Linked DNA regions of Mus musculus: regions 1, 2, 3, 4, 5 and 6 are each linked to region 7. Evidence: chromatin loops called from intact Hi-C (ENCODE). Cell type or tissue: left cerebral cortex. All regions are shown on one strand. Each heading gives the region's core, and the rest is flanking DNA. Links, peaks and the distances in the headings are about the cores only.

What was found. Peaks named below come from ENCODE experiments on the same cell type or tissue, not always from the same donor. Only the 100,000 strongest peaks of a DNase experiment are listed, where the experiment ranks them.
Region 1: a loop joins it to region 7, with 8 times the contacts of the local background. A loop is called at or near these places in 3 of 42 quality-filtered maps.
Region 2: a loop joins it to region 7, with 3.0 times the contacts of the local background. A loop is called at or near these places in 13 of 42 quality-filtered maps.
Region 3: it touches region 7 in a loop (3-fold over the local background); 8 of 42 quality-filtered maps call a loop at or near these places.
Region 4: it touches region 7 in a loop (4-fold over the local background); 17 of 42 quality-filtered maps call a loop at or near these places.
Region 5: it touches region 7 in a loop (7-fold over the local background); 2 of 42 quality-filtered maps call a loop at or near these places.
Region 6: it touches region 7 in a loop (3-fold over the local background); 20 of 42 quality-filtered maps call a loop at or near these places.

The regions. Positions count from the first base shown.
Region 1 is chr3:146,618,176-146,622,528 of GRCm38, forward strand. All of the region lies in intron 4 of Uox (urate oxidase), which reads left to right. Among named protein-coding and RNA genes, the nearest start is that of Dnase2b, 4.8 kb to the left of the region's middle. In left cerebral cortex, for the core only: no CTCF peak of the experiment used is centred there; DNase peaks (open chromatin) are centred at 2,108, 2,499, 3,109 and 3,986; H3K27ac peaks cover 2,780 bases.
Region 2 is chr3:146,561,987-146,566,339 of GRCm38, forward strand. No RefSeq gene overlaps it. Among named protein-coding and RNA genes, the nearest start is that of Uox, 33 kb to the right of the region's middle. In left cerebral cortex, for the core only: a CTCF peak has its summit at 2,486 (motif pointing right); DNase peaks (open chromatin) are centred at 2,500 and 2,905; H3K27ac peaks cover 335 bases.
Region 3 is chr3:146,497,697-146,502,049 of GRCm38, forward strand. It overlaps Spata1 (spermatogenesis associated 1), which reads right to left and starts at 2,097. Exons shown (of 15, transcript NM_001316756.2): 1 at 1,959-2,097. It overlaps Gng5 (guanine nucleotide binding protein (G protein), gamma 5), which reads left to right and starts at 2,140. Exons shown (of 3, transcript NM_010318.2): 1 at 2,140-2,324. The coding sequence starts at 2,244. In left cerebral cortex, for the core only: no CTCF peak of the experiment used is centred there; DNase peaks (open chromatin) are centred at 2,041, 2,590 and 2,924; H3K4me3 peaks cover 2,102 bases; H3K27ac peaks cover 1,746 bases.
Region 4 is chr3:146,182,740-146,187,092 of GRCm38, forward strand. Mcoln2 (mucolipin 2) reads left to right here. Exons shown (of 14, transcript NM_026656.5): 10 at 728-829; 11 at 935-1,057. Among named protein-coding and RNA genes, the nearest start is that of Mcoln2, 35 kb to the left of the region's middle. In left cerebral cortex, for the core only: a CTCF peak has its summit at 2,388 (motif pointing right); a DNase peak (open chromatin) is centred at 2,393.
Region 5 is chr3:146,518,172-146,522,524 of GRCm38, forward strand. It overlaps Rpf1 (ribosome production factor 1 homolog), which reads right to left and starts at 3,252. Exons shown (of 9, transcript NM_027371.3): 1 at 2,998-3,252; 2 at 1,216-1,272. The coding sequence starts at 3,225. In left cerebral cortex, for the core only: CTCF peaks have their summits at 953 and 2,270 (motif pointing left); DNase peaks (open chromatin) are centred at 1,007, 2,278, 2,607, 3,288 and 1 more place; H3K4me3 peaks cover 1,970 bases; H3K27ac peaks cover 1,556 bases.
Region 6 is chr3:146,479,582-146,483,934 of GRCm38, forward strand. Spata1 (spermatogenesis associated 1) reads right to left here. Exons shown (of 15, transcript NM_001316756.2): 7 at 2,186-2,279; 8 at 1,547-1,628. Among named protein-coding and RNA genes, the nearest start is that of Spata1, 18 kb to the right of the region's middle. In left cerebral cortex, for the core only: a CTCF peak has its summit at 2,658 (motif pointing left); no DNase peak of the experiment used is centred there.
Region 7 is chr3:146,343,183-146,347,535 of GRCm38, forward strand. Gm40167 (a long non-coding RNA gene) reads left to right here and starts at 3,252. Exons shown (of 2, transcript XR_867699.1): 1 at 3,252-4,353. In left cerebral cortex, for the core only: CTCF peaks have their summits at 625 (motif pointing right), 826 and 2,195; DNase peaks (open chromatin) are centred at 659, 1,063, 1,631 and 2,240; H3K4me3 peaks cover 668 bases; H3K27ac peaks cover 2,179 bases.

The DNA of each region.
Region 1 (4,353 bases), core at 181-4,180, 270 kb after region 7:
TGCAAGTGCCATTGGATCTTCAAGATAAAGGCATTCTCTCCTGAGGCTCTGCTAGACCAGGAGTTTAGCTGAGCTTGTGTACCACTATGATGCCTGAATCACTAATGTGAACTAAATTAGCTCCCAAGCCTTTGAGCTATTTGAATTAAAATTCACAATTATTAAAGCATCCAATGGCTCCCATTCTGACTCTAACCACAAAACAAACAAAGCAAACACAGCAACAAAAGTATACCAGCTAACACAAAGCTAGATAGAAAAGCAGAAGGCGAAAGAGGGGTTGCAGATAAGAGATACTGTATTAGATATTAGAAAAAGAAAGCTCCCCACCCCACCCCACCCCCGCCCCGCTTACTGATAGGAAGGCTACTGAGAGGCAGAGATAAGAAAGGACGTGATGTGACCAAGCCCAGGGCCAGGGCAGGTAGATTTAAGGGTGACAAGCTAGGCAAACAGAAGTAAGGGGGTGTGTGTGAAGAGAGATCTGAGAGGTGATAATCACTTCTAAGACAGCTGTTTTCATCCTTTGACATGGGGACTGCAGCTCTTTGGTTCTTTTTTTTTTTTCCATTTTTTATTAGGTATTTAGCTCATTTACATTTTCAATGCTATCCCAAAAGTCCCCCATACCCACCCACCCCCACTCCCTTACCCACCCACTCCCCCTTTTTGGCCCTGGCGTTCCCCTGTACTGGGGCATATAAAGTTTGCATGTCCAATGGGCCTCTCTTTCCAGTGATGGCCGACTAGGCCATCTTTTGATACATATGCAGCTAGAGTCAAGAGCTCCGTGGTACTGGTTAGTTCATAATGTTGTTCCACCTATAGGGTTGCAGATCCCTTTAGCTCCTTGGGTACTTTCTCTAGCTCCTCCATTGGGAGCCCTGTGATCCATCCATTAGCTGACTATGAGCATCCACTTCTGTGTTTGCTAGGCCCTGGCATAGTCTCACAAGAGACAGCTACATCTGGGTCCTTTCGATAAAATCTTGCTAGTGTATGCAATGGTGTCAGCGTTTGGATGCTGATTATGGGGTGGATCCCTGGATATGGCAGTCTCTACATGGTCCATCCTTTCATCTCAGCTCCAAACTTTGTCTCTGTAACTCCTTCCAAGGGTGTTTTGTTCCCACTTCTAAGGAGGGGCATAGTGTTCACACTTCGGTCTTCATTCTTCTTGAGTTTCATGTGTTTAGGAAATTGTATCTTATATCTTGGGTATCCTAGGTTTTGGGCTAATATCCACTTATCAGTGAGTACATATTGTGTGAGTTCCTTTGTGAATGTGTTACCTCACTCAGGATGATGCCCTCCAGGTCCATCCATTTGGCTAGGAATTTCATAAATTCATTCTTTTTAATAGCTGAGTAGTACTCCATTGTGTAGATGTACCACATTAGCTCTTTGGTTCTTAAGAGAAGTTCTTGACTGACACAAGGTTCTAAAATCACCTTGCTCTGTGCCTAGTTGAGGTAAAGCCAAGTTAGTCCTCTGCCTGGTGGCATCATCTCTTTCACTCCCAGAATCGCACAGCCTGGACTTTGAAGGTCCCTGGAGGCACAGGATGGATCCACAGAGACAAACCTAATTCAGTGGTTCTCAACCTTCCTAAGGAATCTACCCTTCCATGCAGTTTGTCGTGTTGTGATGACCCAAACCACAAGATTATTTTTGTTCTTGCTTCATAACTGTAATTTTGCTACTCAGATGACTCCTAATGTAAATATCTGTGTTGTCCGATGGTCTTAGGTGACCCCTGTAAAAGGCTAAAAGGTTTGTTTGACCCTCCCCAGGAGTCGTGACCCACTGGTTGAGAACCTCTGACTTAGTCGATTTTTTTTGCCTCTATCCTTTACAAGTTTGCAGTTTGATAGTAGAATGATTTAATATGGTTTTAAAATATCCTCCTTTTAGCTATTTTCGTCCACTTTTTGGAGGCGTTAACTATGGAAGCAATTATCCTCTTCATGACTGTTCTTCCCCCCCACCTCAGCTCAGTGAAGCTTTTTTGTGCTTTTTTGACACCTGATGCGTAGGTAAGGCTCTGGGCTTGTTTCCTAGTAATTTGAAGTGAGTTTCTTTCCCCTCGAGAGCTAAACGGTAGATGCACGCTTCTCTGAGAGATCAACCACAGTCTGCCGAGTGTGTAGGAGGACACCAGGAGCTGAAGAGATTATACTCTAGTGATGTAAAATGTGAAAAACCTTCCTGTTGCACTAACCCTCGACCATGGAGGTGCTGAGGGAGGTGTGGTGCGGACTTCCGGGGCAAGGTCACAGGCTGATTGAGCGCTTTCATGTCATGGTACCCAGATGACACTGCTTCTGGTTGAATTACTTCTTTTGGATCTAAACTGGGATCTTTTTAGAGAGAGAGAGTGTGTGTGTGTGGTGGCATATTTTTAGTTGATGGCCCCATGCATTTGAAAGCCTCAGGTTTTTACCAGTGCTCAGCAGGCTGGGGCGCTGCCAACAGAGAAGATAAAATAAGCACTCTGATTTCATCCAGTCGGTCTGATGTGTGCCAAGGAGGAAAAAAAAAATGCTTTCAACATTCAAAGAGGATGGTTTTTGTTGGTTTTGTTCCGAGTGAGGAGGGCATCAGAGTAGTTGGCTTCCACTCGGACAAAACTGGCAGTAGTTGACTGTCCCTGGGAACAGAAGGCACTTACGCTGTGGGAATCCGGTGCCAAAGCACATTTGAAAGTGGAAGGCCTCTCTCCTGTTTCCAGCGTGCAGCGAGAGTGAATCATCTCAAGATGGCCAGCCAGGGTCGATATGTGTCACTCCAGGGCTGGAGGACCGCAGGATGAAGGCCTTTGGTTTCAGAGTCCGTTGAGCCTGTGGGGCACAGGAAGCATCCGACAGGTGGTTAGTGTGGCTGTGGGAAAGCCAGTTGCAGCAAGGTCACCCTGGAGACGTTCACAGTGCATCTTGGACACAGCGGCTATTCTATGAAACCCTCATGTGTGTTACCCTAGAAACACATCAACTCCAAAAAAACCAGGCATGGCTACCATCTCCATCCCAAAGATGAGAAAATCAAGATAGGAAGAGGGGAAGTGACTCCTCCAGAGGCACTGTTTCCATGGAAACGGAGAGTGCTGTGGTAGGAAGGGCATTGGGACTTGATCTGAGGGAACTCTGAATGCCAAAGCTGGGGATTCTAGGTACACAACACTACACAACAGTGTCTTGATGAGTAAGATTACGGGAGGAGCCAAAGCTTGGTGAGCAAAGTAGATGCTGGGGACCAAAGTCACATAGATGCACTGGAGAAGATGGAGACAGAGCCTTCAGCCTCTCTTCTCTTCACCTTCTCATTCGCCTTTGAGGGGTTCTATTTGTTTTAGTTCTGGTTTAGGGCTGTTTTCTGTTTCATTTGGAGGGGCGGGGGTTTTGTTTTCCAGAAGGAGATATCGGTGAAAGCATTTTAGATCCCATAACTTTGTGTGTAATGCAATGATTGGAGTTACTTTTTCCTAGCAACTCATAGGAAAATTGTCCTCTTAAAGATTTGCTTTTATCCTTTTAAAATCATGTTTCTGTGTTAAGCACATGCACATGAGGTGCTCACAGAGTCCAGAGGCTTCAAACCCTGCAGGGGCTGCAGTTACAGGTGCTTGTGAGCCACCCACGTGGGTGTTGGGAACCGAACTTGTGTCCTCTGCAAGGACAGTGACTGATCTTAGTTGCCGAGCCATCTCGGCAGGCCCTGTAAAATTTTAAAGGAATACCATACTTTCGAGATGCACAGGGGCCATTTCAGAAAATGATGCTTCACTATTCAGTGGATGGAGGAGATGCTTTTCAAAGGCTGAGTCCCGAACGCTCGCTGTGGATGGGAGACGGCATCCCTCTACTCTCCTGGGAAGCCCTTTTGAAGTACTGAAAAGAGACAAAGAGCTTCAGGGAGGAGAAACGTTGCACAGATGGAGAATGATCTAAAAGAGGGGCAGAAAATCACGGAATCGCGTGGTGTGAGGCTGAATTTAAACCTCACCTCCGCCCATGTCTAACTGTGAGGACGGGTGCAGAAATGAAAGTCTCCTGCACAGAGATACTTACTCTGGAGTCCGCTGAGGACTAAGTAAGAAAATGTCTTGGAGAGCTATCAGCCAAAAGCACACTTACAAACTGGATGGTGTCAGCCAAAGTTGCAGCCCATTTCCTCTCCTTTGCTACCTAGAGTGTGAGAAACTGACAGACGGTGAGGGGGACGTCAGCTCTCTAGGCAAGACAGGGACTCCACTGTGATGTTGTTGCCCCTTGACATAAATCACCCTTATACTTCTCCACTCAACTTCTCCTGTTGTGGGCTCTGCTGTTCTCTTGGGTTTGAAACCCACTGCCA
Region 2 (4,353 bases), core at 279-4,278, 220 kb after region 7:
TTAGAAAAAGCATGCCCTTATGAATATTCTTATCTCTGCACCTCCCACCTGCCCTAAACTTTAGTTGCTAAGTTACATCTAGTCCCTGCTAAATGCCCCTGACCACCTGCTATAGGAATGGCCTGTATGTTTCTAGATCTCACATGGCTGGTCAACTTATCTCCATCAGAAGCATGGCCAACTCATCTCTCCTCTCTTCCCTTGCATTTGTCCCTTGCTTCCAGGGACCTGGAAGTCCTTTATGTCTCTCCGCTTGCCTACAGAGACTCAGAAGTCCCCCTTATCCCTTCCAGCAATTGGCCCATCGCTTCTTTACTAACAGAGCAAGAACCAATTGGGGAACAGGACCTTAGCATCAGAACCACCTCCATACCTATCCCTCAACACTGTCTAGATAAGCTTGCTTTCTCTCTGTCTCTGTCTCTCCCTCCTCCCTCCCCCTCCTCCTTCTCCTCCTCCTCCTTCTTCCTCTCTCTCTCTCTCTCTCTCTCTCTCTCTCTCTCTCTCTCTCTCTGTCTCTCTCTGTGCTATGCTTCCAATGCAGGGCCTTGCTCACATCAGTCCAGGTCTCTGACACCGAACTAAAACCCTTCGTCAAGGCCTTCATCATTGTTTTGACAGTTTTCCTTTCTTTGTCTTCTGAAGCGCTGCTCTGGCGTGGAGATATAGCCAGGCTCTGTGCTTTCTTCCCAGCACCGTCATCCCTAACTCACCAGCCCCATTCAAAATCTCTCATGTTTCTTTCCTAGCTGCCAGGGGTCCCAGAAGAAAATGCATGCTTCCTCTTTTCCAAGACTCGGCCTGCATGCTTGATCATCGCTGTTGCTTTCTCTTCACATTCTCTTGAACTCGGACAGACCAATCAGGTCTTCCCTCCCTGTTCATTGGCTCATTCCTTGCATTTGAAGTACTGCCCGATGACACACTAGGCCTGGGCTTCTTTGCCATTGTCCTTAACCATTGCACAACTGCAACCAACCACTTTCTGTGGCTCCCCTTCTCGATGGATTTTTACAGAGGCCTACCCATTCTCCTGGTTTCTTGTTGTTACCAACCTTGACAATATGGTGCTCGGCACAAAGTGCCCCCACCAACTTGACATACACGGGCTCATCACATTTGGATGCAAATGCACAGAGATGGGCGTGGTGCTTGTCTAAGGCTTTGGCAGTTTTGCATATGCCTTGTGCTAGGCCATTGTGGATAAGGGCGGTCTTCAGCACCTCTTATAGAGCAGTGTTGACATCCATTACACCCACAGCAGCTATGCCTTCCTTGGCCATGGTGGTGAATATTGGTGGTGCTGAAATTTGAACGCCCGAACCTCTTCCTCTGCTCAACAGGGACTGGGGACAGCTGCTCTTCCTTATTAACCTTCAGTCTCCCGTCTGTTAATCTTAGGAAGCTTAGCTCCTGTGCCTTCTCCCTGTGTGCTGTCTGGTTGTTTTCTTCACATCACTATGATAGTTTTACATCGTTATCATTATTGTTATTATTATTTTACTTTCTGCCATTACATTCTTGTTTATCATTTAAGCTCACACTAAAGTTGGATTTCTAACCAGACTCTCTTGAGGTCATTAGGGCTCATCTTTCATGACCTTCCCTTTGCCTTTGACATTGCCCACTGTTCTTGTGAAATTTTATTGTCTTCTGATAATCTCTCCTAGCTGCCCTCATGAGTCTTTGGGTGCTCTGACTCAGTTCCCATTAACATACTGTCAAACAGCGTTGGCGGGGTACCCCAAATGTCCATCTAGCTCAGCCATTTTCATTTCCCACACCCTCTCTTTAGCTGATTAAACCCATGCCATGATTTTACCTTGGATGGACAGATTAATATATTGATAATTCTTCAGCCTGGCTACGGAGTCAGGCTCTGTTAGACAATAGCTTCATGGGCAGAGTGTAGTCGTGTGGGCTTACGTGTACATCTAAACTGTGATGGGCCCACTTCTGCCCTTCCTTGGTTTTAATGTTAGAAGTCAATTATTCCCAGGGAGAAAGAAACCAACATTTCTATGGAATTCTCTCTCTTTTATTATGAGTATTAAGTGATCATCAAAAGTTACCTGTTAGCAATACAAGTACTTTCTTGTCTTGGGTTTTCCCACAAGTTCTGATGGCCAAATAACTAAAATCAGTAGGTCAGAGCCACCGTAAGTGCCAGGCTCAACACAAGTTAAAAAACTAGAGATGAAGAGTCACAGGCAGCAGAAGACCTGGGCCTTGACAGATTTCCTTCATGTCTATGGAATGGGGGAGGGGGGCTGGGGGGGGCTGGGGAGGGACCTCTCTAGATTCTTTTATGTGTGTTTCTGAAATCCTTGGAATATAACTTTGCAGGTGAAATTCGAAGCTGTCTGATCAAAGTGTCTAACCTCATCTGTTTTGTTTTAAACTTGGGGCTGGAGGAGGCAAAACAAAACCAAGAAAAACAATGAATATGCCCCGGAAATCAAATCCAACAGCGTACGTTTCTGGTCAGCAGGGGGCGCACTGTTCCTTTACTCTGGGAAGATTTTTTTCACCTAGGCAACAAGTCTTCTTTAATAATGACTACATCCTAGCAACAGGAGGAAAAAATAATGAAAAAAAAATCAATACATTTTCTCCCTCGTGGTTGCTATTTTTTAAAATAGCTATTTTTGCCAGTATAATTGAGGCGTGTTGCCATAGGACGGGATCCTTGGTTGTCTTTTTGTTGTTTCTCTGTTCTGTCCAGTCTCTTTCTGATTGGGGGTGGCAGGGGGTGGCTTGGGTGGTGGGATGGAAGGCTGTGAGGGTGTTAAAAGCTGTAATGGGGGCTGGGGCTGTGGCACAGGTCAGCATCTCCTGACATAGAAACAAAGACTCTGATTTTCGTTAAAATGGTCAAATCAGCCAGACTGGGTTGCTGTCTGTGACGACCTTTTGTTTGAGTGAATTGATTCAAGGAGACAGAAATGGGAACATGATGTTCTCAGAGGCGGCTGGAAGGATCCTGTCTAGAAGGCCGTGGGTAGCAGCGGATTGAGAACGGGAGAAAAGGGGCCCTCTCTTACCTGGATGCTACTTTGATTTTGAAGAAAACATTATACTCTGTATAATACTTTATGCATTCCGTATTTTTATAAAGAGGAAGAGATGCAATGGATTTGAAAATCAAGCCAGTATATTTCTACATAGCAGTTCATACAAGAGACCTAGCTTGGCTCATTAATATCTGGGCATGTTGGCAGTGCATATGTGTACCATGTGTTCATGCACAGCTATGTACATTTGTTTATATCTACTTAGCAAACATATATGCATATATGTAGACCCAAACCAATAATACAGAGGCACCAAAATGAAGAGAATTCTTTTTCAAAGGATTATACTTTCAGAATAATTGCTCCACTCTCTTACAGAGAACAATAATAGCTCACAGGCAGAAATATTAAAGATTAAAAAAAATTCTTTACTTCCTAGAATTCTTATTTGATTCAGAGAAATTTATGCCGTTTATTTCACAAGCACGTTTTCATCAAGAAAGAATTAGAAATTATGCCTCCAGTAAATCTTTTAATATACAGCCATTCTTATTCAATAATGTGTGTGATTGGATACCCTGTCAGGAATCTTCCCCTCACCCCACTGTGAAAATATTGTATGAACATTTTAAGAGAAAAGGAAATCTAGTTTAGCACTAAGAAACCCTACATCTTCTTCACCAAAGCCCTGAAATGGCTGACTTTTTTCCATAGTAATTTGTTTTGTTTTTCTAAAAGATAGTAGGGGTGTGTTAATTTGAAATTGACAGCAACAGTGTCATTGTCATCATCATGAACAACAACATCATCAACAACAAGAGCATCAACAGCAACACAGCAACGATGGATTTAAAGGGCACGGAGTGGGATTAGATCTTGCCTGTTAATGCAGAGATTCACAAGGCGCTAGTGAGGTCAAGCAGCAAATTCCCCTGTGGCTCGACCGTTACGCATTCCTGTTGTCAGAGATACATCACTAATTAATCCTACATAACCTTCCATCTCACAAACTGTTGCCCTTCAGATCAGAGGCACTAAAACAGTCTCCATCAAGCTCCCTGGCCTATTTCTACTTCCATATGATCTTTGGAAAATCCCTGCAGAAGGCTTATGCTTAGTTTACCTGTTTCAGGAAACCTGTTTTCAGACTAGACCCAAACTGGCATTCATTGAAAATCCTGGAGACCGGGGCTCAGCAATGGAATCCTGGCTCCCTCCTTGCCAGTCATGAGCACTGAGGCAACCCCTTGCCCTTCTCAGCCTTTATCCACTCACAGCAGAGAAGAGTCTGCTCCCTGACTTCCATCTTGTCATGACATGATCTCCTAAGTACGAAGTG
Region 3 (4,353 bases), core at 121-4,120, 150 kb after region 7:
AAGGTGAATGCTAATGTGGTAAGATAGGAGGACAGAAATGTAACATTTTAGAGTAAAAATACTTAATGCCCCATTTCCTGAAAAATGGGTGAAAATATGCATAAATGTTGACTAAAAATACAAATCTTCATTGGCTATCTTAAACACTTTTGCAAACATTTCTTTACCAAAATTTCCCTATAAGTTCCATATTCAATAATGAAAACTAATTATTATACCAACAACATATTAGCAAAGCCATAGAAAGAAATGTATTGCATGTATGTAACAGGAAAAAAAATTGGGAAACCTATGTTGTAGGAATTTTTTAGAACCAAGTCCAGGGCCCATTTTGATAACAAAGTCTATCTTTAATCATCTAATATGTAAACACATGGTAAAGCCTTTGAAATATTTTAGAACATCGTGGAAGGTTAAAAAAGCTTTTACTAGGAGATATTGATAGTTCATGAACTGTATGTAATACTCATATCTTCGAATGTAAATGAATTTAAAGGCAATCTTATTTTCCTTCCTTTCTATCCCAATATGTATTGCTTATTTGACATACCATAAAACTATGATAGCATCTGGTGTGTGAGACAGCAATACACTCTGGTTTCCTAGCTCAATAGTTTGGGGAAAAGAAAACAATAAACTTTCTGAGACTAAGACAAATTTGTTTATTCCTCAACATTTCCTTAATAATGGGTTCTGTACCATGTAAAATCTTCTTTGAAATGTCTTCCAGCACATTCCATAGTTCTTAAGTATTATTGTAACTAATATAAAGTAGAACTTTAAGTTACACGTTAATCTTAGAAATCTGCATTTTAGCATACATTACAGGTAACAAGGCACAAAGTAAAATATTTGTGTTACATTTTGCATTAATTAATTTATTTTGGAGGCACAAGCCTTTAATCACAATGCTTGGAAGGCTGTGGGTTTCGAGGCCAGCCTGGTCTACATGGAGTTTCAGGCCAGCCAGAACTACAAAGTGAGACCCTGTCTCAAACAATATGGTTTGTTCGTTCACTTTTTAAATTATGTATTAATTAATGTACGTGTGTGAATGCAAACGTTCCCAGACTCCAGTGAGGGTGACAGTAGCCCAGGACTTGGTGCTTTTGAGTTGCCCAGTGTGGGTGGTGGGAAGTGTGACCTTAGGTCCTCTGCACGAGGGCTCAGTTCCCCAGTCCTCTAACTGCCATCTTCCAGCCTCAGTTTTCGTATTCTTTACACATATAATTTCATTTCGTTTCATTTTTTTTTTCCAAGAAATCCAGGGAGCGTTTTAACTTCGGCAGTTTAAACGGCTTGCCCAAGCACACCAGGGCTAAATTCAAACCCAAGTTTCTTAGATGGTCACTGTTAAGGACTGGGTAAAACCCCAAACTGATATTAACTGCTCAGTAACGCGATGTGTTGGCCCAGAGCAAACCATGTCATTTTTCTCAGTATCCCAAAGAAACAGCACTCACGACGAACCTCCTGTTTAGAGATGTTAGGTCTCAACAGGACTAATTTAAATCTTACTAAACTTTTGAGTCCTTCTGAAAACCCCTCTGGGGTTCATCAGTTACAAGCACGAAGTCAGCAATTACAGGGACATCAAAAGAGCAAACGATCCCCGAACGCGAACGCTTTATTTTTTAAAAAAGCACGGGGGACAGATTCCAGAAAGACAGGGCTAACAGGAAGCTGTGCGGGGCGGCTCGCACCTCTCGGCGACAGGCCAGCCTCCGACCGTCCAGGGTCCCGCGGCCCGGGTCCGTTACGGCGCCCTGGGCCCCGGGCTGGGCGAGCTGCGGCCGGCGCCGCCGGTTCACCCGAGGGCGCCTCACACAGGGCTGAGCTGGCGGGACTTGGGACGTGTCACGGACGCCCCGAGGCAGCGCGGCCACGTCCCTCACCCCGCCGTCGGTCGCGGACCTCCCTCCCCGCGCTCCCGAGTCCGCCCCGGGGCGTCCTCTTACCTCGCCCTACCCAGCCCCTCCAGAGGCGGAAGGCGCCGGCCGGGCGTCGGGCCGCACCGCCCCCGTCGCCACCGCGCCCACCGGCCGCTCCGCCCCTTCTCTCTCTCTCGCGCGCGCGGGGGGAGCCCGCGGCCGTCCCGGGGGGAGGGGGAGGGGGCGTCGGCGCGCATGCGCGGCGCGCACAGCCCCGGAAACTTCGACGAAGTTCGGAGCCCCGCCCCCGCCGTCCCGCGACCTGCCGCCCCCTGCCCGGACTGACGAGTCGGCCCGGCTGTCCCGAGCGCCATGTCGGGTTCTTCTAGCGTCGCCGCCATGAAGAAGGTGGTCCAGCAGCTCCGGCTGGAGGCCGGGCTCAACCGCGTGAAGGTGAGCGGGCGTGGGCGGGCGGTGGGCCCCGGGGTTGGGGGGAAGCGCGAGCCGACACGCGGCTCCTCTGGCCGGGCTGTGGGCCGAGGGCGAGGAGGGGGCCCGCCCTTCCGCCGCCCGCCGACTCTCGGCGGCCCCGGCGGGTCTCGCCAGCGACTTCCGTCTCGCACGTCTCACCCAGGCTCACTCCCAGCCCTCGTCCTTTGAACACACACGAGTCCGCCTGGGTAGCTCCGGATGGCGGCCTGATGAGCAACTTTTGTTTGCGGATCGTCCCGGGAGTCTCCGGACTCCACCTTTGTGGGGGTCCAGCCTCGAACAAAGAGGTGTTTGCAGCAGACGCCGCGGCGTGCTCGGCTGACCTTGCTGGGGTGTCTGTTTACCCGAGAAACCGCTGGCCGCTGGCCTGGGAGCTTGCGGTCTGGTTGGGGGGTCGGGTCTTGGGCTGTTGACTTTTAGGGAAAGGCTGTCCTTGTTGGTAGACAGCTAGGCATTCAGACGCTTTGGCTCTAAGGACCGTTTGGTTTATTTTTTTCAACTCCTAAACGGATTTGGCCTCTTTCTGACGTAATAGGTCGGGTTACATGTGAAACACTTCCCGGTGATTATAAAAAGAAACAAGAATATAAGTCGCCTTGCTAGACCCTGCCAGTTTCCAAGGTGATTTGATTTTATATTCAGCAGGCTAGTCCTTATTTCTAACGTGCTTTTGGAGAAGGCTTCTATTTAGCTTTCTTCTCAAGTAGAAATGTCAGAGACTGCTCAACTTCCTTGTGGTAACCATAGGAGGAGGGTAGGGAGACGCCCAATCAGTCTTGGTTTGGACTCTAATCATATTCTCACTTTTCATCCAAGTGACTTAGTCTTGGCCAGATTAGAGCTCTGAAATTTGAAGTGATCTATTGATCATCATCATTCATATATAATAACTGTCATAAAGTAGGCCAGGAAGGAAAAAAATAGTGGGTTGGGGGAGGAAATAAAGACAGGTACGTGTAGTAATTACAGTGGCGGTACTTAACCCTGGTGGCCCAAAGCAGTGAGCTAGCTCCCAGAGGAGGACTTCCTTTTCTTTGAAAACCCTACCTGCTCTGTGGCTACCTCCTAGCTTCTCTTGCCTTGCGTCCTAATTCTTCTGAAGGCTTCTCACTGGGATGACTCGAGCCACCACAGACAAACAGGTTTTTGAAGTTTCCATGGCAAGGCTCATCTCACTTGGGAATGTTACATGTCTAATCTAGGTTCCTAAATTAGGTTAGGTGCCATTTGATATCATCCATGTACCACACCTATGCTAGGTGCTTTTTGTGTGTGACATTTTAAAGCTAGCATAAACTTACTATTGTATTCGTTTAGGTGGTAATTACAAGTGCTTTTTTTTACCAAACTCTCAGGTAGGTCAGGACATTTGGAAGCCTGACTAATAGTTTTGCAGTGTCAACCTCCTGGATGGTAGATAGTGGCTGCTCTGTGGCTTGGGTACTAGCAGCCATTCCATCTTAAGTCTCAAGGTTGCTGTTTAGAATGCTGGGTTTTGTTTTCTTGAGACAGGGTTTCTCCATATAACCCTGGCTCTCCTGGAACTCTCTGTAGAGCAGACTGGCCTCAAGCTGAGGTCTGCCTGCCTCTGCCTGCTGGGATTAAAGGAGTGCACCCCAGCGGCCTGGAGCACTGTTAGTCAAACAGCCTTAGGTTTCTCACCGTTCCTTCCCTAGGATTCTGTGCCTAGAGATACAGTCCATACATCGTGGTACTTGGAGAAATGTGTGGGAAAGGAATTAACAGGCACTTCATGCTAACTGCTGATCTTGAACAAAACCAAATGCTGTAACACTGAAAACTCATACTTTACCTTCCATACAGTAGCCACTTTTAAGAGGCAAAGCAGGGTGTGGGTTATTTGTACAAGCGTTTAAGAACTGCAGGAACCTCTAATATTCAGTCCATGAGTCACATGAGACGTATTATACTGAATTGTTGTATAAGCCAAACACAGGTAGATTGAAGCTGAGTTTAACTTATCCAGGGT
Region 4 (4,353 bases), core at 221-4,220, 160 kb before region 7:
CCTGCGCTGTGTGTCCCGCTGCGCTCCAGGTCATCCCCATGCGAAGGCCTCTGGGACAAGTGTCAGCAGCATATCTCTCATTGAATTTAGCATATTGTATTAAATGGCTGCTTGTCTCTTCAGTGAAGCCTAGAATCCCTTGAGAGCAGGAACTCGTGTCTGTAAGTCACACTGGAGTTTGCTTCCGAAAGTCAATGGATTATATTGCTTGTTCTTTGCCAAACACCAGGCCCTTTCATGCCTAGGCCAGTGGCAAATGCAAGTCCTATTTCAGAATAATAAGTTCTAAAAAATACTAAAATAAAACCCAAAAATTTGAAGCTTCCCTCTTCTTCCTTCCCCTCCCCTTCCCTCCCCCTCCTTCTCCCTCTTTCTTCTCCTCTCCCCTCTTCCTCTTCTCCTCCTCCTCCTCTTTTTCTTCTTTTTCTTTTTCTTCTTCTGCCTCTTCTTCTTCATCCTTCTCCCCACTCATTCTCTTTCTCCTTCTTCCTTTTCTTCATTTTTGTTTTGAAACAAGGTCTCACTCTGAAGTCCAGGCTGGCCTAGAAATTACTATGTGGTCCAGGCTGGCCTTGGAAATGCATGTTGATTCTGTAGTCTCAGCCTCCCAAGTACTGGGGTGATAGACATAGGTAGGGGACAGTCAGTTCTTCTCATCTGTTAAAGTGAGGTAAGCAAGCCAAGGGGACTGGGGTGTCGGCTCAGCTGTTTTCTTTTCCCTCCTCAGAAGCTCACAAACTATGACGTGTGCAGCATCTTGCTCGGGACGTCGACGCTCTTTGTCTGGGTTGGAGTCATCAGATATCTGGGTTACTTTCAGACGTACAACGTAAGCTCTCAGAAGTGCCATTGTGGTTGACACGGGCTCCTCCTCTGAGTTCTGCCAGCTGGTTCTCATCCTCCGAGACGAGCTGTCCGCGCCTTTGTCTTCCAGGTGCTCATTTTAACCATGCAAGCCTCACTGCCCAAAGTTCTCCGGTTCTGTGCTTGCGCTGGCATGATCTACCTGGGGTACACCTTCTGCGGCTGGATTGTCTTAGGACCGTACCACGAGAAGGTGTGTAGCACCAATTCTTTCTGCATCGAGGGCACGTGGGGCCCTTTGCCTGAGTCTCGAGCACGTATCTCTGCCACTCTTCTCCAGCGAACACCCTGGATGTCTGTCTTGATGCTTCTTTTTCTATTTCTCTGCCGTCTCCTTTTCGGGATAGTGAACTCACTTTAGGATATTGGAATAAGAACACCTCTCATAGTAGTCTGAGCCAGGCTGAGGATCTGACACATTCAATCAGCTGATTAGCAGGGAACAGTGTTTACCTGTGGGATCACTGTCAGCAAGCTAAAAACAAAAGAGTAAGGGAATTATGATAGAGTCGCTCTAGTGTGAAGCATTAGGGTCTACATCCACATTGGCTGAGAGCGACAGAGAAGAGTGATGGCCCTGCCTGGAGTGAGCACTTCATCTGTCTTAACATACGCACACATCCTTGAAGGTGGTTTTGACAGTCTCAGGTCTGCGTCTCAGCTGAGTTTCTAACTATATTTCCTTTCAGTACCATCCTAAGTCCAGGACCAAGCTTATAGTCAAGCTATAGTCAATCCTGAGAGCTCTGAGGAAGAAGTGCTGTGAGTTCAAGGCCAGCCTGGGCGAAATGCTATATTCTGGGCTAGCCTAGGAAGAGAAGGAGACTTTGTCTCAAAACAATGATATAATTGATCGGTAGAACATCACAAGAAGTGAGTGAGGCTGTGCTCCAAGCCAAACAATGAAAAGGGTCATTGCGCCTCATGGCATTCCTTTCCTTGTCCCTGGGTCCTTGGAACAACAGAAAAAGAATAGCAGTCACCATTACTGACTGGAGTAGTGCTGTGTGGGACCTTCCAGGGTCTCTCTCATGTCACACACAATCCTGTCACACTCCTCAGACACCCAGTAAGGAGGAAGGAGGCAGGAACAGAAGGGATTTCCTCCAAGCTAAGTTCTGACCTTGACATTAACTGAAATATGTGGTTTGCAAGCTTTTCATAGAATGAGTGATACACATGGCTCGGACCCTCCCCGCTGTCCCTATCCAATCAAACCCCAGTGTGGAATACCAGCGATCCCTGCCCGTCTGTTACATTTAATGTGTCCAAAAAGAGTCCTGATTTTTTTTTTCCCAGTGAGCAAGGAGGCAGCCTCCAGCATAGCGGCAAATCCTGACAATCCTATTGATTTTCCCTGCCTCGTGTCACGTCTTTGAAGGTGACTCACGGGTAAAGATTGCTCTTTGATATGATAACTCCAACATGGAGAGCTCACTGTCTTTACCAAGTCCAAGAGCATTTGCAGTTTTCTTCCTCTTGCTTGCCTCCTGCTCCGGGAGCAGCTTCACCTATCTGTCACTAGAGGGCACTGTTGCACCGTGTGGAATAAATAAATACTGGGTCTAACCAGGCTTTCATCAATCCACTGGTCCCAAGACAGCCGGACAAGCGGTCCTATGTCCTTTGTCACACGCTCTGTGCAGTTCTGTCCCTAGTCATTATTCTGAAAGGTTCGAAGTTAATACCGTTTGAAGTTTACTGAATGGCTGCTATTCTTTGCTTTTTGTTAGGCCTGGTGTCCAAGTTCTTTATCTCCCTGGCTATTCCTCCTCTCATTAGTCTTCTGTCACTGGGATAAAATGCCCGGCAAACCAGCTCTTAAGGACGAAAGGATTATTTTAGCTCATGGCTCCAGTGCAGGGTCACTTGGCCCCATCGCCTTAGGGCTGGTGACCAGGCAGTGCATCATGGAAGGACATGACAAAGGAGGCCTGTTTGCTACACAGTAGCCATAAGGAAAGAGGGAAGCAGGAAGGGTTGGTTTTCCAACAGCCCTTTCAAAGCATATCCCTAGAAGTCTCCCACTAGGCGCTGTCTCCTAAGGTCGCCCAGTGGTGCTACAGTTTGGAGACCAATCCTTTAACGCATGTGCCTTTGGAGTCACTTTGAGGTCAGAGCTACCATACCCCATCTTCTCTTTCCCGTGAGATGGCACCATCCTTTACGGAGAGAGAACCTTGATATACCAAGGCATTTCTGTGGTCACCCAGACAGTAAGTCACAGCGTCACACCAGGCCTGCCCAGCCTCTGTTATCATGCTTTGATATCAAGAACAGCTGAGCATCGAGGCCAACGTTATTAGCACTTTTAGAATCGCAGCAACCTTGAGTGTGGACGCCATTCACCATTTCCAACACACAAGCCAACAGAAGACTCTAAAGGGAAGGTGTCGGGAAAATTCTTACTTGGTGCGACCGACTGGAGTCAAAGCAGCAGACTTTAGCTTCCTGCCTTCCTGTTACACATCTGATTTCAGCGGTTCAGCCTCAGGGACCCAACCGTCACATCGATGCCCATTTCCAGCACTAATGGACTTTGGCACTGTGCTCCTTGAAAACGCCTAGGTACAGGGAGCTAAAGACAGCGGATCGTCTTTCACACTGCATTCTGAATTATTAAGCACGCCTCTAATGTGGCTTTTACATTTCCTGTCTTCAGGGGACTTTTTTTTTTTTTACTATGATGCATGAATAATAGTTTTGTATTATCTCCATTTTACAAATACGAAGAACAAGCCACTGATAAATCATCGCACTTTGCTAAGGCCAGGGGCAAAATTGTGACATTTCCAAAGCTTCTGGTCTTGCCCAGACACTTCGCTTACTCATAATGAGCCAGCTAAAACATTTTACTGTTATAAAAGATTCTTATTACCTGCCTCAAACCATACTTTAAGTCATTCTGACATAGCGATTGCAGGCTGTATCTGCATTAGGACGAGAGGTCTTTCAGCTCGCTCACAAGCATCATTTGTGACGTAAAGGTTTTGGTTCCTTCTGTGATTTCATACGACCACCAGGACTATTGATTGGAACTACCCATTGACTGTTTATTAGCAGTCTCTGTGCACATAGCGCTGGGGCGACTGAGTTCCCAGAAGGCAGAGACTGTGGCTCATTCCTCTTCATGTTTTTGGTACCCACCCTGGTGCCTGCAATGTGTCAAGTGTTCAGCGAGTTTGCTGGTGAGAGCCAGTTGCCCTGCCTTCCAAGGTGTGATGGCTAATCTGCACGGTCAACCCACCTGGACTGAGCGTCACCTCGGAGACACACCTCCAGGCATAAGCATTTGGGCATTTCCAGAAAGTTCTAACAGAGGAGGGGGGGGGGGACTCATCCTGAATGTGAGTGGCATCATGAAAGGGTTCAGAGTCCAGAATGAATAAAAGGGGGGGAGGAAGAGACCTGGGAGAGAGTCTGATTCTCGTCCTGCTGAGATGCAAGCAACTGGCTATGTACACTCCCACTGCCCCACCTTCCTGACAC
Region 5 (4,353 bases), core at 120-4,119, 170 kb after region 7:
CGTGGCAAGTCTATCCAGCGACCCAGTAATTCTGTTTGGGGTTAATTTATGGAAAGAAATAAATTGTCTATGTGGTGGCCATTTGTAATGGAAACAAACATCAAGATAACACCCTGCATACCACATGACCAGATAATGCAGAATTATCATGCCGCCGAGTTTATGGTATCAACATACTTGCAAGGAGTACAGCAGAACTAGGAGAACACACAGATGCCACACAGTGACCTGAAGGAACGGTGAACTGAGGTGCTACTCAGGATGGGCGATGTGGATGTGTGTAAGGTGTGCAGTTGTGGAAGTTGGTTCTCTCCTTCCACCCAGTGGGCTCTAGAATTACACTCAGCTGGCCAAGCTTGGCAGCAAGTGCCTTTACCTTACCGAGTTCTCTTGCTGACTCTTATGTAATCTTTAAAGATAATTCCAGGAAGTCATCTTTCAGTCCAAAATCTGACTTTTTGTGTTCAGTTAGGCAGGGTGTGGTATATACCAGCTGAAAGCCTACATACACCCCAACCCAGGGCCAGCGATGTGTTAAAGGCCGGCCTGCACATGAATTTGCTGCAATCCGATGATAAGATTATATGATGTATTAGAATGCTGAAGGTCAAAATAATCTAATATTGATGACTTTAGATGTTTTAAACTGATCCTATTTGGACAGTGCATGAAAAGTAGTATGCTTAGTCTGTACACAGCCTGAATATGTTTATCTTTCTCAGAAATCCTATTCTCACTTGGTATTTATAGGTGGTAAAGGGGAGGAGAACCATAGGCTTTAAAAATCTTACACGCTAAATTATGAATTAAGCATATTTGTAAAAATTTTAAAAAACGAAAACTTTCGTCTTGTAACAATGCAGGAATATTTAGTAGTTCTTTTAGCTTCAAGTCACAAGAGTTAAACCCCAAGCCTAAAGTGGGAGTTCCCAGTTCCAACAGCAGGGAGAGCTTTCCCTGCCTCCTGAGCACACCGCGCTTACCACCTGCACACAAAGCACCTAGGAAGGCACAGCTCAGGGAAGTCCAGCAACTCCATCTGAGCGAGCTACTGAGAATAGGGGACGAGTTGTCACCACTATTTGCTAAGTTGGGTACAGAGTACAAAGGGATTTAGTACATTATTTTTATACATCTGAAATGTCTTAGAAGAAACCAACACAGTATCAGGAAATACTTCATAAGACAAAATACAAGGCTATAAACCTTACTTACCTTATCGCCAAGAGCCTCTCTCTCCTTTTTAAGTTTTTTCTTAGCTGCCAACTTTTCCTTTGAGATAAAAGCAAACAATATTGAGAAACCAGTAGTTATTTCATAAACTCATACTGAAACTACAAGTCAGCTCTGAGAAATTACTATAACCTTTTAAAATAAGCACATGAAACTTTTTAAAGGTCTGCTTAGATAGCCCAGGCTTGCTTCTGACTGACCATCCTCCTGCCTCAGACTCCTTAGTGTTTTAGATTACAGGTGCATACTCCCACTCACAACTAGACTTATCGATTTTTCTTTAATAGCTAAAATATTGAACTACAAATGGGCAGGCTAATCAAGAAGATTCATTTGACAAAGAGCTTGCTCTTTGTTTTGCTTCCATCAAATCAACATTAAGTCTGAACATTTAAACTTTCAGTAACTTTAATTTTTTACTATAATACTTCCAATTAATTAAACGTATGAATGAACAAGTACATTTTCCCCTAGTGGATGCGTTCTAAAGATTATGGGTATAATGGTTACTTCTCTTGAAAAGCACTGAAAATAGACAGAAATGGGAGATGAGTTCTCAGGACATTTCCAATAAGGTCACCACTAGTTATTCTTATAGGTTATAACCAAAACTACCTATTAAGGTCAATAGGAAGTTGCAAACATGTTCAGTTGTTACTTAGTATACACTATAATCTCCTGAATCTAGACAAAATGTCTGACACATTCTGTAGTGCCTACTGATCTTCAGTCCAAAAAAAAAAGGCTTTTAGGACATTCCTCCCTCAAAATTGCAAATCAAGCCCGGCGGTGGTGACGCACGCCTTTAATCCCAGCACTTGGGAGGCAAAGGCAGGCAGATTTCTGAGTTCGAGGTCTGGTCTACAAAGTGAGTTCCAGGACAGCCAGGGCTACACAGAGAAACCCTGTCTTGAAAAAAACAAAAAAACAAAAACCAAAAAACCTCCACAACTGACTGTTCTTCCACAAGTCCTCAGTTCATTCCCAGCAACCACATGGTGGCTCACAAACATCTGTAATGGGATCTGATGCCCTCTTCTGGTGTGTCTGAAGACAGCTACAGTGCACTCATATAAATAAATCTTTAAAAAATAAATAAATAAATAAAAAGAACTCCAGTAGCGACCTAGCACTTACGAAAAGATCCAGCCAAGGTCCTCCAGTAAGAGAACACAAATATAAAATCATGTGTTAGTTGCTGTGTATGCTGTAATAGGGAATTTTTAAAATTGTAATTTAGACACAAATGAGCCTCATGATCCTGGGCAAGGCTTACTTACAAGTCTGTCTAGTTTTCAGTGCGAGCACAAGGCGGAAGAGAGCAAACACAGCTATGACAGACACTTCACAGTGCTGAAACTTCACCAATGGTTCCTTGAAAGAGTCTGGGGCCACGTTTAGGACCTGGAGTTTACCACCAACGCTAGGCAGGCGGGATGCGCAAAGGCAGGGGGCGGACCCTCTGCCATCTCCGGCCAGAGGCTGGATCGTCGGTTCCAAATCCCTCGGCTTCCCAGAGAGTGCAACCCACGGAGCAGGCAAGGGCCGGATTCCCCTACGCCAAGCTCATCCGGCAAAAGGCTGACGCTGGGGACCCCGTAGCCAAGCGAGGGGCTGGGGGCGCGCCTCCGGCCCCGCCCCTTCAACCCCGCGCGCCCCCGGCCCCGCCCCTTCAACCCCGCGCGCGCACGTCGCCCCCCCCCCAGCCCCGCGCGCTCCCGGCCCCGCCCCTGCGCTCGTGCCCCGCCAACCCCGCGCGCGTACCTTCCGCTGCTGCTGTTTCCACCGCGTGAACATCAAGTGTCGCCGCTGCTTGTTCTTAATCTCCGAGATACTGAAGCCCGGGGGGAAGGCGGCCGCTTTCGCGGGCTGCACCCCGCTCTCCGCCGTCCCATCGCTCGCGGCCGCAGCCTCTTGAGGCTCTTCAGCGGCAGCTTTCCTCTTCAAGCCTCGCTTGCCGCCACCAACACTTTTCTCGCCGGCCTTCGCCATGTTGTTTACGGCTGTACGGAAACGGAAGTGCTCTCTGTCTTTGACCCGGGTCATACGGTTTTACTTCCGGGGCCGCCAAGTTCCGGAACTAGCGCTTTGCTTTATGGATTAGCTATGTAAGAAAGTGCCAAGGCTGGACGCTGGTGGTGGCGCACGCCTTTAATCCCAGCACTAGGGAGGCAGAGACGGGCGGATTTCTGAGTTCGAGGCCAGCCTGGTCTACAGCCTGAGATCCAGGACAGCCAGGGCTACACAGAGAAACCCTGTCTCGAACTCCCCTCCCCCCAAGAAAGAAAGAAAGTGTCAAAATTCAGAGTTCGTTCCCGACTGTACATTATTTCTAATAGAACAATTTCTAAACAGAACAAGATTAAAAAGAGAGCAAAGAAGCATCACACTTCCAACGTTCTCACTGGTCTCAGACTTAATGCTTATGCAGCAATGCAGGAAAATCCTTTCATCTGAGATAAACTGATAACGCCTACCAGACAATGGAAACGGCCAGCTGCGAGGCCCCTTAGCAGCAGCAAACTAGTCTACCACTCAAACACCACAGACACCAGAAGTCAGACGAAAATTTAGGAGAGAAGAAGAGGCTTGAAGTTGAATAGATTCTGTGAGGGTTTTGTAAAGACGCTGTGTTTTGTGTAAGATGTAGTCCTCTTGGTGGATTTTGAGGGAGAAAATGATCAGGCATTTTGCTTTATTTTTAAGGCGCTACGGCCCTGACTCAGGCTTTGTAGATGCTAAGTGAGTGGTTGTCATAAAGCTGAATTTACAGTCTCCTTGATTTACACATAAAAAACAATACTCATAATAATTATTTAAGGGGACTGGGAAGATGGCTCAGTGATTAAGAGTACTGACTGATCTTCCAGAGATCCTGAGCTTAATTCCCAGCATCCACATGGTGGCTCACAACCATCTGTAATGGGATCTGATGCTTTCTTCTGGTGTATCTGAAGACAGCTACAATGTATTCATATACATTAAATAATTCTTTTTTTTTTTTTTTTTTTTTTTTTTTTGGTTTTTCAAGACAGGGTTTCTCTGTGTAGCTCTGGCTGTCCTGGCACTCACTTTGTAGACCAGGCTGGCCTCGGACTCAGAAATCCGCCTGCCTCTGCC
Region 6 (4,353 bases), core at 219-4,218, 140 kb after region 7:
GTATTACAGCACCAGCAATAGACCAAACCTCAGCAGGAACTGGAAGTAAAGGGGACAGAGATGGATGGTGGCCAGACACAGTTTCTGAAAGACTGAGGAAAGGGCTTTCAAAGGGCGAATTGCCAAGATAAGAGTTTCACTGAGTCAAGTTAGCAGAAACCCCTCAGCCACTGAGAAGACCTGTATTTGATCATCTCTGGAAGATTGGCTGCAGCTCTAGTTTTAGAGATCTCAGGCCATAGCTGGCTTTCTATAGTACTAGTGTTCCTATGATGAGGTAGCAACATGCAGCATGACTGTATGGCCCAGCAAACTATTTGCTTCATAGTGGCCGGCCGGTACCAGAACAAGAATATCTACCAAGTAGACTTCCCTCTTTCTTCCCTTGTGTTCCATACAGGCCCCCAGCATGCTGGAATGTGGTACCTTCCTTTAGGTTGGATCTTATCCACTTATCTCTCTGGAAACACGCTCACAAACACACCCAGAAATGTTCCTTACTAATTCCTAGGCACATTTTAATCCAAATTAAGTCAACAATCAAGATTTATAATCATATCTACCTCTTAAGGTTTCATTATTGTTTGCAGAAGAAATGGGAATTAAATTAATATGTGCAAAATGCTTAAAATAGTGCCTGCTAATAGATACTTTGTATATGCTTGGCCCAGGGAGTGGCACTATCAGAAGGTGTGGCCTTATTGGAATAGGTGTGTCACTGTGGGCATGGGCTTAAGACCCTCATCCTAGCTGCCTGGAAGTCAGTATTCTGCTAGCAGCCTTCAGATGAAGATGTAGAATTCTCAGCTCCTCCTGCACCATGCCTGCCTGGATGCTGTCATGCTCGCACCTTGATGATAATGGACTGAACCTCTAAACCTGTAAGCCAGCCCCAATTAAATATTGTCCTTATAAGAATTGCCTTAGTCATGGTGTCTGTTCACAGCAGTAAAACCCTAACTAAGACAGTTAGCTATACTAAATGTAGTATTTCTAGAATCTTAATAATGTCCTAAGTTCATACTGTGTATATTCACAAAATTCTCTCCACGTCTTATTAGTTCTTCAGAATAAACTGGTGATATAGTATCCATTAGCTTCTTTAGACTTTTGCTAGTCACATGAAACAGCATCCAAAGCCACACTGCTAGTAACTGAGAACCGGTGATAACAATCAACTATTATATACCTTGTCAACACACTCAAGAAATCTCTTCTAAAGAGCAGAAGTAATGAAATACATCCACCAGCATATTAAGTTACAAAATAGCTACTAAAGCTGACAATTAGATGATAGTACCTTAGGAACAGTGAGAACACTTAAGACAACGATCTAGAAGCTGCTGTAGGTAACATGTCCATCCCACTCATTTGGGCATATTATCTCTTCACAAAAGCAGAAACAAAAATCGAATCACCAGTGGTAATACTGATATTACAAGAAAATATTTATGGCAGTATAAATAAACACTTAAATATTTAATCTGGAGCTCAGTTGTAATCTCTCATGTTGCAATGGTACATTGAAGTAAAATTGTCACCATACCAGTGTGGCCTGCCTTCTGCTGAGAGCTGCGTTATCCTTCTCCTCATCCTCCTCCTCATCATCATTTTTCCAAAGAAATGGACTTAAAAGAGAATAACAAATTTGAAAGACATATTAAAACTTGATTCGTGAGTATTAGTATCTACTATTCATATATTAATGATTGTTTTGATGTTATAAAAACACAAATATAACTAAAATTGTTTAAAATTAATCTCAAAGCTAGAGGGTGGCTGTATCAATAGTCCTAAGATTTTTCCTGGCTAAAGCAGAGGACTGCTTGAGCCCAGGAGTTTAGGATCACCTTGGTCATCATAGGAATACACTCATATATATATATATATACACGCACACACACATATATACATATAAGTTATGCTGAGCTATGTTTTCTTTCAAACACATTAATGATCAATATAAACTACATTTAATATGAATAGTAAAATAAGATATTACTATGGATCTACCACGATTGAAAATTATTAGAAATATTAATCTTTAGTGAATGTAATTCTCTTGCTTATACAATTGTTGCTTAATTTGAAAAGACTGTAATCATTATATAAATCATTATAGAAATACATCCTTTTACTTACACTCCAGAGTAGAATAGATAGAATCAACATTTGTACTAGTTACCTTTTTAGGTTCCCAAAATAATCGTTTGATTCTTCCAATGATCCCAGCAACTTGGAATTTCCAAAGTGATTTTGTGTAGGTTGGCTTTCCTCAGCTGATGTTTATATTCATGCAATGGCAAATAAAATTCAAATATTGGAAAAGTAGTAAAGCATTGTTTTCTTTTCTTTTTTAAAAAAGATTTTATTTATTTTACTTATATGAGTACATAGATGCTGTCTTCAGACACACCATGAGATCCCATTGCAGATGGCTGTGAGCCACCATGTGGTTGCTGGGAATTGAACTCAGAACCTCTGGAAGAGCAGTCAGTGCTCTTAACTGCTGAGCCGTCTCTTCAGCCCAAGCACTGTTTTCATATGTATATATTATAACCTCATCTCATGAACTTTGCAAATACAAATTCGTATTTTCCAGAATAAGATTTACAATATATTAGTTGTATGAATAAAGGATTCTTTAGTGACCTCTTCTGGCCTCCTTAGATGCTGCATGAATGTGGAACATGTACATGCAGGCAAAACACAAATACATATAAACAAAAACTTCTTTTCAACTTGAAGCTGTGATTTTTATTTTAATTTATCTACCACTTATTTTCCAGTTGACATAGGCAATGTCAAGCAAACAGAAATTTTTAAAATGATCTCATTAATATTAAATTAATTAACATTAGACATAACAGCTGCTTAAAAGTAATAGTAAAACCCCAATCTGCTCACCTACCCTCAGTCACCAAGCGAAGAAATAATCAAACGTAGAAGACCTGTGGGTCCTTTCTGGTAGGAATACAAGATTCTGGTCATTCCTACCATCAATACAAAGCAAGACGCATAGCAGCATAGTATCTGTGCATCTTCATGACAAGAGACCTATTTCTATATTTACTCTTGAAAAATAATAATGTTTTGTGAAAATATACAGATTCACAGAAAGGGAGTAACTTTGAAACTAAGATTTGTACTTTGAGTTGTTTGTGACAAAGTTAAGAGAAATTTAAGCAAAGAAATGGCATGTGAAGGTTTAGAGTACTAATAATGTGTATACTAGTTTTAAATCAACAGTGAAAATTCAATATGCCTCTCGTTCAGTGCTATAAACACGGGCTTTAATAAAACACAGCTCAAGTCCTGGCATTGCCCATTTATTTCCTCTTTAAAGTGCTGCAGTGGTGAAGCATACTTCCCAAGACTTAGAAATCCTGATCCCTGAAATCAAGATCTGATTTCAATCCCAACTGTCATTTCCTAGATCAGGCCTGGAGTACCCAAGTCTATTGTTCTTATTGTTGCCTCAATTGTGTTTCTAGGACTGAAATTCAATCCTGTCACTCTTATTAAATACTCCAGGTGGCTTCCACTGTCCACTGAACTCTGTACATAGAGTTCGTAAAGATCCTTAGCTCCCTCTCGAGAAACACAAACTCATGGTACATGTTCACCCTCTCTCCTCATACTATAATGGTAAAACATGCCTGACTAGATTTACCCTGCTAACTAAATCCTGAAAATGCCATCCAGATCATGATTGAATGAAGGAAGCGTTCTGCAGGCACTCATGTCGGCATTTTAAGTTTCAGAGCGTGGGGTACTTGGATCTCGGAGCACAGACTCCACCTCTCCCTCTCTTCCTTTACTCCCCTGTCACACACACACTTACACGTTCTCACCAGCCATGCTCTTCTAATGAAGATGGTTTCCATTCAGAAGGAGATGAATGGGGTCAATCAGAAGCAAAGAAACCTTTTCAGATATTTTCTTCTATACAAAATAGACTAACAGAATATTTTCAAGAAATTCCTTTGTATACTAACCTAAACAATAAAAAATTATAAACTCCTTCTTGTTGGACGAAATGAAATACAAATGAAAATTCCTTGCTATGACAATAAATAGCTATATTACAATGATTCATCCAAATAAAATCAATGACTCAAAATAATTCAGCTTGAAATTTTTCAAAAATATCTTTGGCTAAGCATAGAACTGTGGATGGCTATTACTCAAGCCAGTTTATTGACAAAAACTTCTAAATGAAGAAATATCAAGATAACATACTCCATGATTGGGAAGACAGGGAGGTGCTCATGGTTAGAGAGGCTTGTGGCTCTTGGGGCAAGAGCAGGTGGCAGTTGCTTGTTACATGGAAATGACCAAGAAGCCAAGAGC
Region 7 (4,353 bases), core at 184-4,183:
GGTGGAAGTGGAGAGTCTAATGAAAACCAGAGTGGTTATCACCTTTCAGGTCCACCCCTATTGACCAACTTCCTACAAATTCCATAGTGTCAAAGGTTCTGGAAATAGCTACAGTAGCTGAGTTCAAGCATGTGAGCGGGTAGGGGACATTTGAGACTCCATAATAACTGAGGGGCTGCTCCTTCCTTAAATAAACTGGTTCTGAGGAATATGCTCAGTGCCACAGCTTTGCTTTAAATCTCCTTGATTATTTACCTTCATTACAAAAATAACTTGTCAATAAAATAAACATGATACACCAAAGTCAACCAGAACTGAAGTCAATGTATCTCAATGAATGTCTATGTGGTTAGAACAGCCATTCTGAAGCTGGGGCACTTCACCCTGGATTTTACATTTTCTCCGTGGGATACGCTTTTATGTATTCTATCCACTACCAAAAATGAGAAGCCCACGAAGTCCACCACAGAATAAAAAACTAGGATTCGCCTCCATCCCTTATGTCCATCATTCAATTCCTTTAAAGGTGGGGCTGGAGGGCAAGGCAACAGAAAGGCTGAGGCAAAGTGCAAACTCTGATGTAGACGCCCCACATGGACCAACAAATGGGAGGGGAGTGTAGGGAGGCCAGGATCCAGTAGAGGGCAGATGTGAGTCAGATTCCAGAAACAGCACATCTCTGTGGACCTAAGACTCAAACTCCAATTCAAGGTAACAGTATAAACTGCACTCTGAAGCGATCCTTAGGTTGAATCATACACACCTAATCATATGTGGCTGAAGTGCACCTCACTATGCATGTTTGTGTGCACACATACGTAATTATTCACCAAACTGCTCCAAGGCAAGCTCCTGACAGGTGAGTGTAAAACGAGAGAGCTGCTTTCACAGTGTACATTCTGAGATGGGGTTTCTTTTCTACCAGACACGCGCTCTAATGAAACAACCGTCACTTACTTGTTATTTTTAAAAAATAAAATCTGAAGTGGGTGGAGTAAAAAAAAATCATACCACTAGTAAAAGAGACATCAGGGCTTTGGGCCTTGCGGGAGGAAGCTTCCAGAAGGCTGAGGCAGCCCACTTGACTGTATGTGAGAAGATGTAGACATCTGGCTTCCTCCCACTCTTTTTTCATTGGATCTCATATCTCTGTAAATCATCAGAAAGCTTTCTGTGGCTTTTTTTTCCCCAGTATTTCCACTATAACACTTCCACCTCTTACAGTGTCCTACATCACACAACATCAACAGTTGATTTCCCAGACCCAGAAGGACCCCTGGTCATTAGCAGAGTGGTCTTTGACAATGTTCCTCCCAACAGCGGGGATGGGCAGCCTTCAGGGGATTCGTGCTAGACTCGTCCTAATTAAGTGCCGAATGCTCTGATTCCTTTGCCCGTAGTTTCTTGTCCTCTGGGGTGAGTAATGATGGGACACAAGTGTGTGCAACAGGCAGTCGGGGGTCACAGTACTGGCACGCAATATGGTGGCAGCAGATCACTGGGTGGACAATGCCAGGAATGCAGGACTTGGCGAAAGCAGTTTCCAGGCCTGAGTGGATTAGAACCTAACTGACTTCCAACTGCTTCTCGGGAACGCTTGGGTACAATGCAGTCACTCTTCCAGAATGTGTGCTCTCTCTCTGAGCAGCACAGCCTCCTGCTGGCTCCCTGGGCAATTTTGACTTTTTTCTTACACTTATTGATTTGCAGAGGTGTAAAAGCCAGACAATTGTGGGAGGCAGCCCTCTTCTACCACGAAGGCTCCAGGGCTGTGTATCTGCCTCACCAGTCCCAGCTGAGGAATTTGAACAATGTTATTTAACAACTTAAAAGGTGAAACAACGTAAATACAATAAATCGAAGGAAGGAAAGCTTTAAAAAAAAAAAGCAACTGCAGATGTAAGCAGGAATTTTTAAAGCATAGAAATCTGAAAATGTAAGATTTCAAAATGGTTGCGGGGTTGTTACCATAGCAACGCCAGTCTGAGCCACAGCATGTTTCCAAATGTCTTTCTCTGTGGGGAGATGTTCGAGGGCAGATTTCAAATTTTTTAATTAAGGAAAAGAATAAAGAATCAAGTTTAATGGGTTAAGAGCCATGCTAGAATGCCAATAACCCTCCCTCCAAGGCCTGAGAAGTCTGGTGAGGAGCGCTTTCTGGGACATGACAATTTCCCAGAACCGCAGCGTGGGGTCGCTGTGGTTCCACCGCTGCCTACGCCTCCGTCTGGCGCCTCAGAGAAAGGGCTTCCCTGCTCCTCCTTTGAGCCGCCCTAACAGTCCTGTCTTTAAACCGCATTTATGACTATTCTGTGCCGAGACTGTGAAAACCTCTTGGGACAGAGTCACAGTGAACAGCAGCCGGTGACGTTCACAGTCTAGAAAGAGAGATAAGTAAATAAATAGAAACATTAAGCTTGTGGTTAGATGTGGATGAAAAGGGAAGGGTGCCATTAGTGATGGAGTCTGCGTTTATACAAGGTGCGGGAAGATCTTCATTATGAATTATTAGGCTGAGACCCGCGGCTGAGCCTAAGGGGTGGAGGGATTGAGCACCAGGCAGAAAAGAAGGCTGTGCGTGTCAGGGCTCATGGAGAAAAAGAAACCTTAGGCTCTGGTCAGATCTCTTTATTTTTAGCTAGAGAGAAGCATGGGATGAGGGGTGGGGCTATTCAATTTGCACAGTTTGTGCTTCACACTACAGAACTGTTCCCCATTTCCTTTGTGAATTGTTTATTATTTGTGGCTTTTGGTGTGTGTAAACATTTTGAAAAGCCTACTTAGTATTATAACAATTTAATACTTTTTATATGGCTGCTGTCACAACACAGATTTAGGCCATGGAGTCTAGCAGCACAGCCACTGCGGGTGAAACAATTTAAAAGTTCGAGGGAAGCAAAGCATTTGGTGTTATGAGAGCAGAGATTTGGGGAGTAGCCTTCTTTGTGGCATTTCCAATTTCTGTTGTCATTACTCTTACATGGCTGCTGCACCAGCAGTCTCTCAGATCCGGAGGCAGGGTAGCCTCACCCGTCTTAATAACATTGATTGGCACAGCAACACAGGAGAGTGTTGGATAAGTGAAAAGGGAATGGGAGAAGGAGGGGGGATGGCTGGCAGGTGGGTGGGGGTAGGGCTAGTTTGATGGATGGATGCTTAGATGGATGGAGGGAGGGAGGGATTATTGAATGGATAAATGGATGGATGGATGGATGGACGGATGGATGGATGGTTGTTTGCATAGAGGGAGGGATGGGTTGGGATGATGGAATGAGGGAATGGTTGAATGGATGGATTGGAGGGAGGGAGGGATGGCTGGCTGAAGTGACAGGCAGAGAAGGTAAGGAGTGTGAAAGTGCCAACTATGTGGCACAGAACACTGGTGACAGATCTTCATCATTCTTCCTTGTACATGTCAAATACTGACGAAGTACCTGCTGTGTGTGAGTCACAGTCACAGTCACAGACAGGGGCGTACAACAGTGAGTAAAACCGTATTGCCCTCATGATGTTTACTGTCAGTGATGGAAACAGATACGAACTGCAACTGATCCCAATTTTAGGAAGTATTATGTATATAAAATGAGGTGTGGATTTAGTGTCGTCAGGGTCGAGAGAGTGTAAGTACTGCAGGTTGGATGAAAAGGTGTCCTGGATGTTGGTGTAAGAATGAAAGGACAAAGGACAAACTTGATCCTGATTCGATCCCAAGGCCAGGGCCAAGAAACAAAATCCCACCAATCCCTGCCTGGGCTTTCCACAGAAACCCACCAATCATTAAACACTAAAACCCACCAGTCCCTGGACAGGAAAACCCACCAATCCTGAGCTCACCCAAGCTCAGGAATTGAAATCTCACCAATCCTCATTCTGGAAACCTTCACCCAGGAAAGCTCCACCCCCACCCCAAATCCTATATATAAATCCTGTGCTCTGCCTAGTTCCCTGCTGTTTCTCTCCCAAGCAGAGGCAGTCTCCCTCCTGGGTTTTTCCCTCCCGACAATCTCTTGTGTGAGGTTTGTTGTACAGCGTGGCTTTATGCTTTATGGTATTCCTTTATGGTGTCTCCGAACTGCTAGGATACCTCTCAGAGCAGAACTTGGATAAGGGAATCCTTCGCCTGCAACTGAAGGAGAGCTGGGACACTTCTATAGGGAAGCCTTTCTGTTCGGAGCCAGGGCACTTAGAGTTGGGAACCAAGAATACCACCAAGTGGCAGGGGGCAACAACCCTCACATAAGAGAGTTGTTGGGAGGGAGAACCCCAGGAGGGAGGCAACCTCTGCTTGGGAGAGAAGCAGCAGACTGCAGTAGACAGGGGTTGTACAGGATTGCTTAGGGGCAGGGCTTTCCA